3 separate regions of the Homo sapiens genome follow, and regions 1 and 3 are each linked to region 2. The links are chromatin contacts, found by Hi-C or POLR2A ChIA-PET in ENCODE. All regions are on one chromosome and are shown on one strand. The core of a region is the stretch at or near the end of the contact, and the rest is flanking DNA. Distances in the headings are between cores, read along the strand shown. Region 1 has its middle 180 kb from the start of LINC02836. Region 2 overlaps PRDM1 (PR/SET domain 1). Region 3 has its middle 30 kb from the start of LINC02836.

Region 1 (4,145 bases), core at 1,057-3,556, 290 kb after region 2:
GATGTGCAGGTTTGTTACATAGGTCAATGTGCGCCATGGTGGTTTGCTGCACCCATCAACCCATCGCCTAGGTATTAAGCCCAACATGCATTAGCTATTTTTCCTGAAGCTCACCCTCCCTCAACCCCACACCCCATGTGTGTTGTTCCTCTCCCTGTGTCCATGTGTTCTCATTGTTCAGCTCCCACCTATAAGTGAGAACATGTGGTATTTGGTTTTCTGTTCCTGCATTAATTTACTAATGATAATGGCTTCCAGCTCCATCCGTGTCCCTACAAAGGACATGATCTAATTCCTTTTTATGGCTACATAGTATTCCAGGGTGTATATGTTAATATTAAAGGGCATACACGATGTCTGTTTAATTTCTCTACCATTCTGTTCCAGAACTTGGCAGGAGGAGGTATTACAGAGACTATTTGATGGTGGTCATGGAACTGTAAAGGGGACAGTACTGTCAAAATCCTAGCAATTTCTCTAAGGCAGCAGGCTGTTTCTAAGCCAGCTGGGCATGTACGTTCTCTCTCTCTCCCTCTTGAACATGCACGCATGCACGCACAACCCTCTCCCAACTCTAAGAATGGATATCATTCCTGAAATATTTAATAGGCAGGACAGGACAGCTCCAGACCTGCTGGAGACCACTTTCCCCTTTAGTTGCTAAGTTGTAGGGTAGGTCTTGGGGATGGAGTGAGAGGAGGTCTTGGGAGTGGGTGAGGTGGGGTATTTCAGAGTCACCAAGCAGTAGTAGCTGAACAACTGGGACAGCCAGTGCCCTCTGACCAAATGTCAACCCTGAGAGCATCTGTAGTGATGGGGGTGAAGCTTAGGGCCCCACAATTAATGTCCACTGCGTGCCCACTGGGCTGGGCACAGGGTGTGTAAAGATGAGAGACCCCATCTCAGCACTTTAGTCAATGGAGTTGATCATTTTTTTCTTTACATAGCAGACTCTACCTCATCCTTCAGTTCTGTCACTGCAGCCTGTTCATCTCCTGCACAACACCCACCGTAATGTGTGATTTAAGTGTATGCATTTGTGTGTGGATGCATGTGAACGTCGGCGCTTATTTTCAGACTCCCCAGTAGAAAAGAGCTTCATATATCCTCAGCTCCTATCAAGGGGCCTGACACTTGGTAGGCATGGAATTTTTATTGAACACATGAATCAGTGGTCACAAAGTGATTATCTGATTCAAGAAAACCACTAAAAGATTGTTAGCCAGCAATTCTGTGGAAGACATATCTGTGTATACCAGAAGTGTAACATAAAATGCTGGATTTTGGCCAGGCACGGTGGCTCACGCCTGTAATCCCAACACTTTGGGAGGCCAAGACAGGCGGATTGCTTGAGGCCAGGAGTTTGAGACCAGTCTGGCCAAATGGCAAAACCCCATCTTTACTAAAAATACAAAATTAGCCAGTCATGTTGGCACATGCTTGTAATCCTAGCTACTTTGGGGGCTGAAACATGAGAATCACTTGAACCTGGAGGGCGGAGGTTGCAGTGAGCTGAGATCACGCCGCTGCACTCCAGCCTGGGTGACAGAGTTATACCCCATCTCAAAAACAAACAAACAAACAAACAAAAAATAAAAAAAAATTAAAAAAAAGCTGGGTTTAAACCTGTCCTGGGTCACTGGAGGTATATTGGTTTCTGGTCCCATCACAGGTGACTTTTCTGATAGAGGAACTTGGACAGCGCTTGAGACTAGACAGAGTGTGTGAGCTCCTGTCAATGGCCAGATAAATGACACTATCAAACTGCTGACTAGCTAAAAGATTAAGCTACTCAAAGCCCCTGTGAATGGCCAGCTGAGTGAATGACCCAAACTTTTGTGAACCCATCAAAGTCACTAGAGGAAATGGCACCTTTAAGGCTCAGCAAAGATTCCCTTCTAAATCACCCTAAGTTATAGGGGGATTTTTTGTTATTGTTTTCCTCCATTTATTTGACTCATTTCACTTGACATTCCCCCTCCTCTTTACTAACTATGTAGGTCCTGAAGGTCTCAAAGGAAAACAAAGAAAGGAGAAGGCTAAAAAGACCAAAAAAAAAAAAAAAATGTGCCATCTGGGCAGTTGCATAGGCTCCACTGTCAGGTTTCTTGACTCTTGAAGAAAGTTGGAAGGATTTTGTTCAGCAGAGACTTGCAAGTGTCCTCACTCCCTCTTTCTGCTCCCCACCACCCCCCTGCCTGCTCCTACCCTACAGCCCCAGATCCTCCAACTCCACCCTTCCTTTCCGTTGCCCTGAAGGGGAGGACATGAGTCAGCATTCAGACTTGAAAGTGTGAGCTGCCTCTGAGTCCTCAGAATGTAATCATTTCAGAAAATCTAGGACACAGAACTACAGAGAAAGTCACCCTCCCCACCTCCTTCTGCTCTGTGGCCAGACATTGACTCCCACTCTCTGAATGCAGCTTTAGCTAGGGCTGAACTTTAACCTTAAAAAAAAAAACCACATGGTATTGGGGTGGGAGCAGGAGAGCAGCAGCGACAACCACCACCCAAGTGCAATTAGATGAACAGATTTTGCAGAGAACTCCAACGGTTTACCACTCTGAACATCTGGTGTTTGGCAGTGTTCAGACTGGAATTAGAGAGCACTCACAAAAAGTCATGTTCTGATAAGAGTCTCAGTCCTGATCTTAGGAGCCAGAATTAATTCTCTCCTTTACTCTTCCAAAAGAGGAAGTGCATTGGAATTCCCACCAGGTATCTTGTTACAACTTCCAAGCACACCTGTAAACTTATGCTTTCGGGAAGGAAACCAATTCCACTGATTTTTTATTTGGTCCACACTCCATCAGCCTCCACATCCTGGTTTTTACTTTGCAATAGAAAAAATAAACTTTAGTAAATGTGTCTTGCCTGCCCACAGTGACATCTTTGGTCTTGGCTTTTGGAGGAAAGGCAAATAGTCTCACATACAGGGGATAGCTACAACCCCATGGTGGATCAGACATTTTCAAGGTGAAAATCTCCTTAGACTTGTGAAGATGTAACCTGTTTGGGGTTAAGAGAAAGCCAAGACCTCAACTGCTCTCATGTACGGCAATGTGAAAGAAAGTAATTTGGGAAATTATGGTATTTCAGCTATACAAAGAACTGCTGAATTAGTTATACAACTCTTTACCTGCTGGGTTTCTATTGTGCAATCTCTTGCCCTTGTTTGAGGGGTCTCCTTTCTCTCACAAATTATCAAAGTAGTCTCAATTTGGAAAGGGAGAGTGAGTATTGAGTGCTGAAACTCCATTTATTGTGTTCTTATTTCCAAGTGTCTTGTTGCCAAAACAGACAGGAAGCAGTCCCACCACACTTTTATTTAATAAACCAACTTGCACTCTAAGCAAACAGAAAATCAGATCTTGCTCTGGCTTTGACAGTGTCCTGGTACAAACTGGGAGACAAGCAATGGAAGCTCCTCCTTCTGAGGAATTATGGAGACATGCACCTTTGTGCAATATCATTGAAGGAAACTCAGAGTCCATCTACAGCAGGAGAAAAGTGAGGGCCAAAAGGCAAGGGTCACACAGCCGGCTAGTGGCCCAATAGAAGTAGAATTATCTGCTCCTTCTGCTGGTCTTAGCCTTTCCACCACACCATTTCCAGCTGTACTTTCATTCTTAATGGTGTGAAGTTAGCTAGGCTGTGATTAATCAGTGAAAGCAGAGTGATTTTGCAGTGCTTATGCACATTTTGTAAGACAGGGAGAGTGTGGGAGAGGAAGGAAAGGGTGTGTGTGTGTGTGTGTGTGTGTGTGTGTGTGTGTGCGTATGCATGTGTGGGTGCATGCACAAGTTAGAAGGGTGAAAGTATCCAAAATGATAGGAACATGATCTAAATGGTTCTACATTGTAGAAACAACACCTACGTGCTTTAACTTATACACAACCCACCTTTCTCAAAGTAAACAGAGTTGGCCTGGGGGTCAGTGCAATTTAGTACCTTTTCTTGGTCGTTGCTCTGGGCCTGCAAAGCATTTGTGACTCTGGCTGACTCCAAAGATAAGTAAGACCTGGGCTCTCTCCTTCTGAATTCCACAACCTTTTAAGGGAAACATATAGGCACACCAAGGCTCTGACACTAGATGGACTATAAGGTTGTGATAGGGTGAAAGCAGCATGGCCTGGGAGGATGGA
Region 2 (3,882 bases), core at 1,073-3,572:
CACAGGCTAGCAGGGAGTTTCACCTAATCTTCTAGTCCAAACCCCTAATTTTTTTATTATTCAGAAGAAAATCAGGAGAAGGGAAGTCACTTGTCCAAAGTCAAAGAGCTAGAAGTGGCAAAAGCCAGGCGGAATCCATACCCACTATCCCCAACCGGGGGCTCATACTACTGCAAATGCAATCGATACCCCATGGAAAGCAAGCTAAATACAAACACAAGCATGCACTCACAGCCCCTTGGACTGCTCTCTCTCAAGGCCTACCTTCAGATTGGAGAGCTGGCCGAAAGTCTTGGCGCAAACGTTGCATTCGTACTTGATCTTGCCGTTCTGCTTCTTCAGCGGGTAGGGAAGGGTCTTGTAGCCGGTCATGTTTCTTTTGTTTTTAATGAGATTCATGGCTTCGTCGCTGCTGGGGGCTGCCATCGCTGCTGAGGTAGCTTTGGGCTGCACCACATGTTCTGCCGTGGCGGCTGTTCCCGCCGTGGGAGACCCGCTTGTGGGGCTACAGGCCTTGTCCTTCATGCTGGCGGCGGCCCCGGTAAAGGAGAAGGCACTGTGGGGCGCCGGGACAAGCACCTCCCTGGGATGCTCCGGCTGGAGCAACCTCCGGGCTCCATCTGAGGGCAGCGAGCTCGGGAGAGAAGTGGGGTTGAGCATGGGGTGGGGCAGGCTGCCCCCACCGAGGAGATTGCTGTAGACAGGGCACAGCCTCGGGAAGAGGCCAAAGTTGTTGATGCCATTCATGCTGCTCACAGCGCTCAGGCCATTACAATTCATGCCGTAGGGGGGCAAGAGGAACTTGGGGTAGTGAGCGTTGTACGAGGGGATGAAAGCTGGCGGGAGGTGGGGCAGGGGTGCGTAGCCAGGGTAGGAGCCCAAACCTTCCGTGCCGTAGGACGCGTTCAAGTAAGCGTAGGAGTCCCGGTGCTCTTGAGAGCCGGGGCCCACAGGGGACACCGTATTCCCAGGGCTGCTGTGAGGGCTGGAGCTCTTGAGGCTTTGGTCGGGGCTGCTTCTTGCAGAGGGGCTTGGAGTGGTGGAGGATGGAATGGGGGAGCGAGTGATGTACGTGGGTCTCTCGATCCCGTAGGCCAGGGAAGCTTTCAAAAAGTCTTCTGGCAGAGGGGCCCGGATGGGGTAAACGACCCGAGGGTAGAAGGGCATTTCGGGGCTCCCACGTCTTCTAAAGTCATCGAGGTCCTTTTCTGATGTGAGGGGTGAAATGTTAGAACGGTAGAGGTCCTTTCCTTTGGAGGGGTTGGAGTCCAATTTTAGGATTTCTTTCACGCTGTACTCTCTCTTTGGGACATTCTTTGGGCAGAGTTCATTTTTCTCAGTGCTCGGTTGCTTTAGACTGCTCTGTGTTTGTGCTGAAATAAAGAAAAAGGGGCGATTACACAGAGGGCTAGAGAGAACTGAAGCAAAACTGCCAAAGTTGCTCCTCCTTCTTGAGAAAACCTGAGTAACAGCTGGCGACACAATCGCCACATATCTGGCTTCCAACGCACTCTCATTCTAGAAGGCTCTGGGCCACTCACTCAAAAGTGCAGTTCCGTTTCCTCCTCAGCAAAATGCGGACAATGGCAGCACAGACAGAACAAACAGCAGCCTTGGGTGATTCTGTTTTCATTAGTACAGACCTTATGATAGAAAATTGCTGTTTAGGCTGGAGTAAGATAGCCTAAGCTGGATGCAGTGGCTCTTGCCTGTAATCCCAGCACTTTGGGAGGCCGAGGTGGGCGGATCACCTGAGGTCGGAAGTTCGAGACCAGCCTGACCAACATGGAGAAACCCCATCTCTACTAAAAATACAAAATTAGCTGGGCGTGGTGGCGCACACCTGTAATCCCAGCTACTTGGGAGGCTGAGGCAGAAGAATCGCTTGAATCTGGGAGGTGGAGGTTGTGGTGAGCCGAGATTGTGCCATTGCACTCCAGACTGGGCAACAAGAGCAAAACTCTGTCTCAAAAAAGAAAAAAAAAAAAAAAACTTCCATTTTAATGGAGTGGAAAAATACTGGGGTGGGGACCCTGTCATAGGTTAATAAAAGTCTTTCTGATGTTCATGGTTTACCTAAAGGAAATCAGCATACCCTGAGAACTAAATGTGAAAGATTAAGACTCATTTCAAGTAATACACAGTCATCAATTTTCGCTTCTACTCTTGTTGAATACGAATTTGATAAAGCCCTGTTCAAACTGCCTATGCCAAGGAGCTTAGCGAAGTGAATACCACCTTCCTCGCGATGTGCAGACAGCCTAAGCACTTCACCAAGGCTCTGTCTGGTCTAGCCAGGATCCCAGCAGTGCTGGCCCCTGGAGTCACAAGGCGTGACAGTCACCTCTGCCAAACCACAATAGGTACTTCCTGAGCCAGTTCAATTACTTAGCGCACCCAAGAAAACAGAACAGGCTAAGAGGAAAGCACTTATTCCCAAAGACGGCACGTTATTACTTGGTAAAGATACTATTTAGGAACAGCAGCAATGAGGACAGTTCTAGACTATCCCTGCCACAGCCAGCCCTGTCTCCTCGCTACACAATAAATGATGCCTTCAGGAAAAAACACCCATCTGGGCAGGGAAAACTGAAAATTCCCTGCTCAGCCTTGCCTGGAAACCAAAAGTAAAACATACGATGTTTAGTTTGAGCTCTGATTATTGGAGGACAGTCACTCAAGCCAGGACACCTGCCCTAGGAACGCACTGAAGGCATTGGCTGTCAATGTGTGGAGATGCCTTCAGAGGCAGCAGGTTTGGGGGATCATGCTGAAGCCTTTGTGCAAATATCCTTCATCGTCTAAAAAATGTCTCTGCTTGAATTTAGTTGAGAAAGAACTCCACACTTGCTATCTGATAGGTCTAGAAATGAACTCTGTGAAACTCCAGAACTGAACCCTTTAAATGTATTCTCTAGGCTGACTGGCTTGAGGGATTCGATTCCAATTTGAGAGCCCCTTAGAGAATGTTATCTCCTGCCAGCGGTTATCAGTTCCTCCTGGGCGAGCCTGAAGCCCCAGAATAAACACAGAGAAGAACGCTATCAGGGAAGATGCTGACGGGGGGGCCGTGATGGAAAGCTTGCTGAGGGAGAGGGATTTCTGAAGCCACTAAAACAAAATAAATATCTCCTTATCAGGCCAATATCGGTCTTTCAGTGAGGCCCAGCAGGCAGGAAGTTCTAATTGTCACTTTTGTTTTTTAAAGCTAAAATGGTAAAGGATGAGAAAGACAACTAAGCTTGAAAACTGATAGGCAAGGCATCTCACAGCCACAGGAAGGAATTTTATGAAGGTGAAAAAGAATTATTTGGAAACATCTATATAGGGTCAAATTCATAATGATTTTTAAAAACGATGCCGCTCGAATAAAATGGAAATACAAAAAACTTTACCCTCATGACTTTGAGCCATTTTTACTCAAATTATGTATCTAAGTCTCATATTTTTTCCAGTGGCTTCCACACTCCCTTGGTTCTATAATTCAACAAATAATAATAGCATAAATGTGCAATAAGCATAAAGTTTCAGTCCATCTGTGGCACTGCCCCTCACATTTAGCCAGGGATTCTTCTTAAGTACCTTAATATAATTTGAATGTTGAACTGATATGAAACTTATGATTGGGCCAACAAAAAAGCCAGAATTTTAAACTTTCTATGCAAAACACTTAGCACAGTGCCTAGTATATAGTAAACTCACAATAAATGTTTGCTATCTCTAATGCCTTCAGAAAAATAGATTTGCATCTTATTCTAAAAGAACATCCAGAGTGACATGTTAGCCTCCCTAAGATGCTCTACAGGTGGAAATTAGGAAGTCCATATACAGTAAAGGTGCATTTTAAAAAATCATCCTTCAGCAGCTGAGTAATCAGTGGAG
Region 3 (4,243 bases), core at 1,432-3,931, 500 kb after region 2:
TCCTACAATTACATTTCCTAGGAATTACTAGGGATTAGAAAGTCACTATTCTCAGACACTCTGCCGCATAGTTTTCTGTAAACAGTTTATACAGAAATAAAGGAGAGGGAATGATCAGTTGCCAATTTGTGCAAGCTGTTCTGTGCAGAGTCTCACTATGGCCAATTCCTTGTGATTTATGTGCCAACTGCCTGTAGCCAGCTGGACAACAGTCATCCTGACTCTTTAGTGCTTTCAGAACATTTTAAAAGTAAGCCCTAATAAAAGGCTTCCTTTCTATTATCCCTGTCCTTTGGGATAAGAAAAATTCCCCACAGAAATTGTACACATTTTGCAAAAACCATAAATCCTGAGGGTGACATTTTAATGTCCCAAAGGCAATGCATGATAAATGTCTCTAATAAGTTAGAGCCTTTCTGGGATCCGTTGACCTTTGAAGTCTCTCCAGTAGATAGGTTTTGTCTCTTACTCAAAGCTACCATATATTGATTTTAATTTCTATTAACCCCAAAATTATGATCAAAAGTCTTCTGAAATGTTATTTGGGTTTTTTAATGCCCTGAAATGATGCTCAAATTCAGTGACATGAATCACTTTCTTTTTCTAGCACTAGAGAATTAAAAACCAACTATCACATTAGAAACTGTTTGGTGAGGAAGAGTATTATAGGATGCATATCTTAAATAAATTGTAATTTGATATATTAGAACTCAAATACACACATTATTTAATACTGTTACTGATATATTTCAGCTTACACATGCATGCACACAACTAGTTTTGTAGTTCACTAAAAGAATCCCCTAAGAATCTAAGATTCTTTATTAATAATCTTACTAATTACTAAGAATACTTGTTCTGCTATCAAAGTTGAATTTTCTAATCCAAAGAAGATAAGATGTATTTTATTGATTGCTGGTTTAGGGAGAATTTCAGCAGCACCAAGGGCTGCTGACCTCTTTGGCCTCTTTATTCCCTCCCCAGCCATGTACGTGCACTCCCCTATAGACTTTGGGGCACCAAATTTTTACCATGCTTAGGAATGGGACTCACCATAGCATGACACCTCTAAGTGGAAGTTCACATGGAGATCCTGACATCGAATCCATCAAAGAAAGCTTCTCATGTATCCGTCGAGCGTCTGAGGTCTGGGGATAACTGTTCTCCCAGAGGTTTTCTGACTGGGGCAGAAGACCCTCAAGACTTCCATACGGAGTGTTTGCAACATGTCAGGCAAAATTCACACAGGGATACGCAAGACAGACATGATCTCTGCCGTCCTGGAATGGGTCTTACCTTGAAGTTAAATGCCCTTTGGCCCTAACTGAAAGAACATTTTAATACCAAATTTTAAAAACTGAGCTACAGAACTATATAGTGCAATTCCATTTATGTAAAAAAAAAAAAAATACACAGAAGTAAACAAGTACATATGCGTACCCTTGTGTATGTTTTTGCAAGATTCCAAAGACCACAGTGTTACTGTGGGGTGGAGGACAGAAGGAAAGCACTTTTATTTTTAATAAAGAGTTCTCTGTGTTCTTTATTCTGTGTAAACCTATATAATTTTTAAAGTCTAGTTTTAAAAACTAAACATGATATCTTTATAAACAAACATGGAAAAGTAGTTGAGTAGAATAAAAAAGCAATTTATTAGTATATCAAGGAGATTCTATTCTCATAAAAAATAGATACATAGATAGTTAGATAGATAGATAGATAGATAGATAGATAGATAGATAGATAGATAGATAGAGCGAGCATCTGTGGGGAGAAAACTGAGGATATAAAGCAAATTGCTAATGAAAGTTATTCCTGGGGTTGTGATGAAAGGGAAACCCTCTTGTTTTCTATTACACATTTCTGTAACATTTGACTATTTTTTCAATGAGTATGAATTGATAATCAGAAAAAAACAAATTTTTAAAAATAAAAAATATTGCGATATGTTCTATGCCAAACAAGCTCAGCTAATTTATCTTCATTTAGGTGATAAAAATATCTTATGAAACATTAAAGAGAAAATATATATATATATATGTACATATATGTACATATGTATTTGTTGGTAAAAGGCTGCAAGCATAAACATGGACCCAGTCCTAGTTTTTCCAAATCCTCATGATTCTCTTACACCCTTTAAAGCTCTAAACGAGAAGGATTTCACATAATTCTTCAGGGTCAGTTTGGAGCCAGTCCCTCTGTGAGGTGTTCACAAGGGAAGGGCCTGGGTGAGGTGTGGCCCAGCAGCGGGCATGTGGACCCCAGAGAGGGGATCACTTGACCTTCCTCTGTGCCACCTTCCCAGTGATACCTCTAGGAAAGGATATTTATTTAGGCTGAGGAAAGAAGGTTCCTTTCTGTTTTTAACTCTTCAGCTTGACCTTGCACCCCAAAACTGTTGCCATCTTTTGAACCTCATCGACATGTAGCAAGCAGATTCAGTTTCATTTTACTCTCAGAGCACTCATTTGAAGGTTTTCATTTTGAATTGGCCCGAATCTGGGTCTCAGTCCCACACACAGCAGCAAGCTCTTGCATGATGGAGTTCGCCTTGGCAGGCTTGTCTGTACTTTCACTTCCCACCCAGATTCCTGAGCACAGACCAATGGGAGATTGCGTCAGCTTTGCCAAGGCAGACCAATGAAACAATCCTGAAATCCCCTTGGTGACACAGCATATGTGAAAGACTGTTTGTACCATATCGCATTGCTAAATTTAGAGACAGTCTGAGAAGAGGCAAAGAGAATGCAAGGACTAATCAATCCAAGAATACAGAAAACTTGCCTAGGCCAGTTAGTTAGTCTCCACTTATTTTGTAAAGCAGAGAGAGGAGGTGTTCATTTCAACCTCAGCCAGTTGCAACAAAGTCCTTGTTTCCATAAAGTTACTCTGGAGAAGGAAGTGCCTTCTAGGTGCTAGAAGCTGATGTCTGCCAAAAGCCCACACAAGATGTAAGCCGGGAAGAGTAATTGGTACCCTGAAAAACAAGCCGGTTATCCAACTCTCAGTTACTGACAATATCATGTGAGTGCTTATATGAGGGCAAATAATAAGCATGCACATAAAATCAAGAATCCCTAAAGGGACAAATATCAATAGCTAAAGTATTGTTTTAATTGTACTGAGGACATCATTTATGTTATTAATGAAGTATTTAGAGCACAGGCATCAGAGGGACCCTTAAATTCATGTTCAGAAATCAGACCCTTAGGATACGTTATCTCATAAGTTGCTGAAGTTTTAAATGGCTTTGACAGTGAAACCAACTAGAGCAACATTATCCACTTAAGACTGCTTGATATTTTAGAGGGTGTCATAGATTCTCTTTTCCAAGTAAAGATGCAAAAAAACTGTCTGGCCATGTTAACTAGCATTCGCTTTTAGAACAGCCAGTCTTCTCCTGAGTATCTCCAGATATTTTTATTTATAGAATGGTTTTCCCACTCCTTCTGAACTCTGGGACTCAAGAGCTACAATTTAAGAGGGTGTTCTTAAAGCTTTTCACAGTTTGTCATCTCACATTGCTTCACCTGATGAGGAGTCGATAGATAGCACCTCAAAAAGGTAGAAAGAAGCACAGATAGGGATTGGAATACACATGACAAAGGAGAACACAGAATGGAATTCCAAAACGCTTTGGGAGACCTGGAAATCCAAGTTATTCTGAGAGAAGACTGATGAAAAGGAATGCATACAAGCATAAGAACACCCACAAAAAGTAGCCCAGTGCTTAGTGACTGGGTTGCTCTTTCCCATCTACCAGTCAAGAAGGTGCTGTCCCCGGTTGAATACGTATGTACTGAAACAGAGGATTTCACATTCCAGAACCCATAATTCATCTCTGACTTAATCTCGAGCAAAGCATTGACGTGAATTACACAAACAGGAAAAAAGGTGGAGCCCAAATAGAAGAAAAATAAATAGTTCTATCAGTACAAAGGAATCATACAAAGAATCATCACAATAAATTTGATATAATTTTATAGCGTGTGTCTGTGTATTTAATTTTTATAACCAAAGAGATAAAGCATAGCAATTTTATCAATATCCCTTAATTTTTTTTTGGCACATGATTCTTTGAAAAATCAATCTACTCTGAAGTATGGATTTTCAGAAATATCCCTTTGGCATTGTTCTGATTTGCCTTCTCTACCCCAAAGTCCCTAACAATCAAAGACTGGGGTTTCATTTGTAGTTCTGTTGCTTTAGACACATATTTAAAATTAGAAGCAACCAGTGA

Evidence for each region. Hi-C counts contacts between places; a loop is a spot of excess contacts on that map. ChIA-PET counts read pairs that join two places held with the same protein, here RNA polymerase II (POLR2A). Pooled maps may share reads with other maps.
Region 1: a pooled map shows a loop between it and region 2 (4-fold over the local background). The contact joins two enhancer-like sites. A Hi-C loop is called at or near these places in 1 of 168 maps with a recorded cell type or tissue (naive thymus-derived CD4-positive, alpha-beta T cell) and 10 of 50 pooled maps. POLR2A ChIA-PET finds 5 or more read pairs at or near these places in 6 of 52 experiments (GM12878, MCF 10A, activated CD4-positive, alpha-beta memory T cell and 2 more).
Region 3: a pooled map shows a loop between it and region 2 (5-fold over the local background). The contact joins two enhancer-like sites. A Hi-C loop is called at or near these places in 1 of 168 maps with a recorded cell type or tissue (PC-9) and 7 of 50 pooled maps. POLR2A ChIA-PET finds 5 or more read pairs at or near these places in 1 of 52 experiments (activated CD4-positive, alpha-beta memory T cell).

What each region holds. Positions count from the first base shown.
Region 1 is chr6:105,808,857-105,813,001 of GRCh38, reverse strand. No RefSeq gene overlaps it. Among named protein-coding and RNA genes, the nearest start is that of LINC02836, 180 kb to the right of the region's middle. Within about 2 kb of position 2,306, at least 9 of the 41 ENCODE cell types and tissues checked have a DNase peak (open chromatin) inside an H3K27ac peak, as active enhancers do.
Region 2 is chr6:106,102,316-106,106,197 of GRCh38, reverse strand. It overlaps PRDM1 (PR/SET domain 1), which reads right to left. Exons shown (of 7, transcript NM_001198.4): 5 at 265-1,373. Among named protein-coding and RNA genes, the nearest start is that of PRDM1, 18 kb to the right of the region's middle. RefSeq lists enhancers at 1-709, 710-1,424. Within about 2 kb of position 2,322, at least 8 of the 41 ENCODE cell types and tissues checked have a DNase peak (open chromatin) inside an H3K27ac peak, as active enhancers do.
Region 3 is chr6:105,600,094-105,604,336 of GRCh38, reverse strand. No RefSeq gene overlaps it. Among named protein-coding and RNA genes, the nearest start is that of LINC02836, 30 kb to the left of the region's middle. RefSeq lists enhancers at 2,364-2,943, 2,315-3,514. Within about 2 kb of position 2,681, at least 23 of the 41 ENCODE cell types and tissues checked have a DNase peak (open chromatin) inside an H3K27ac peak, as active enhancers do.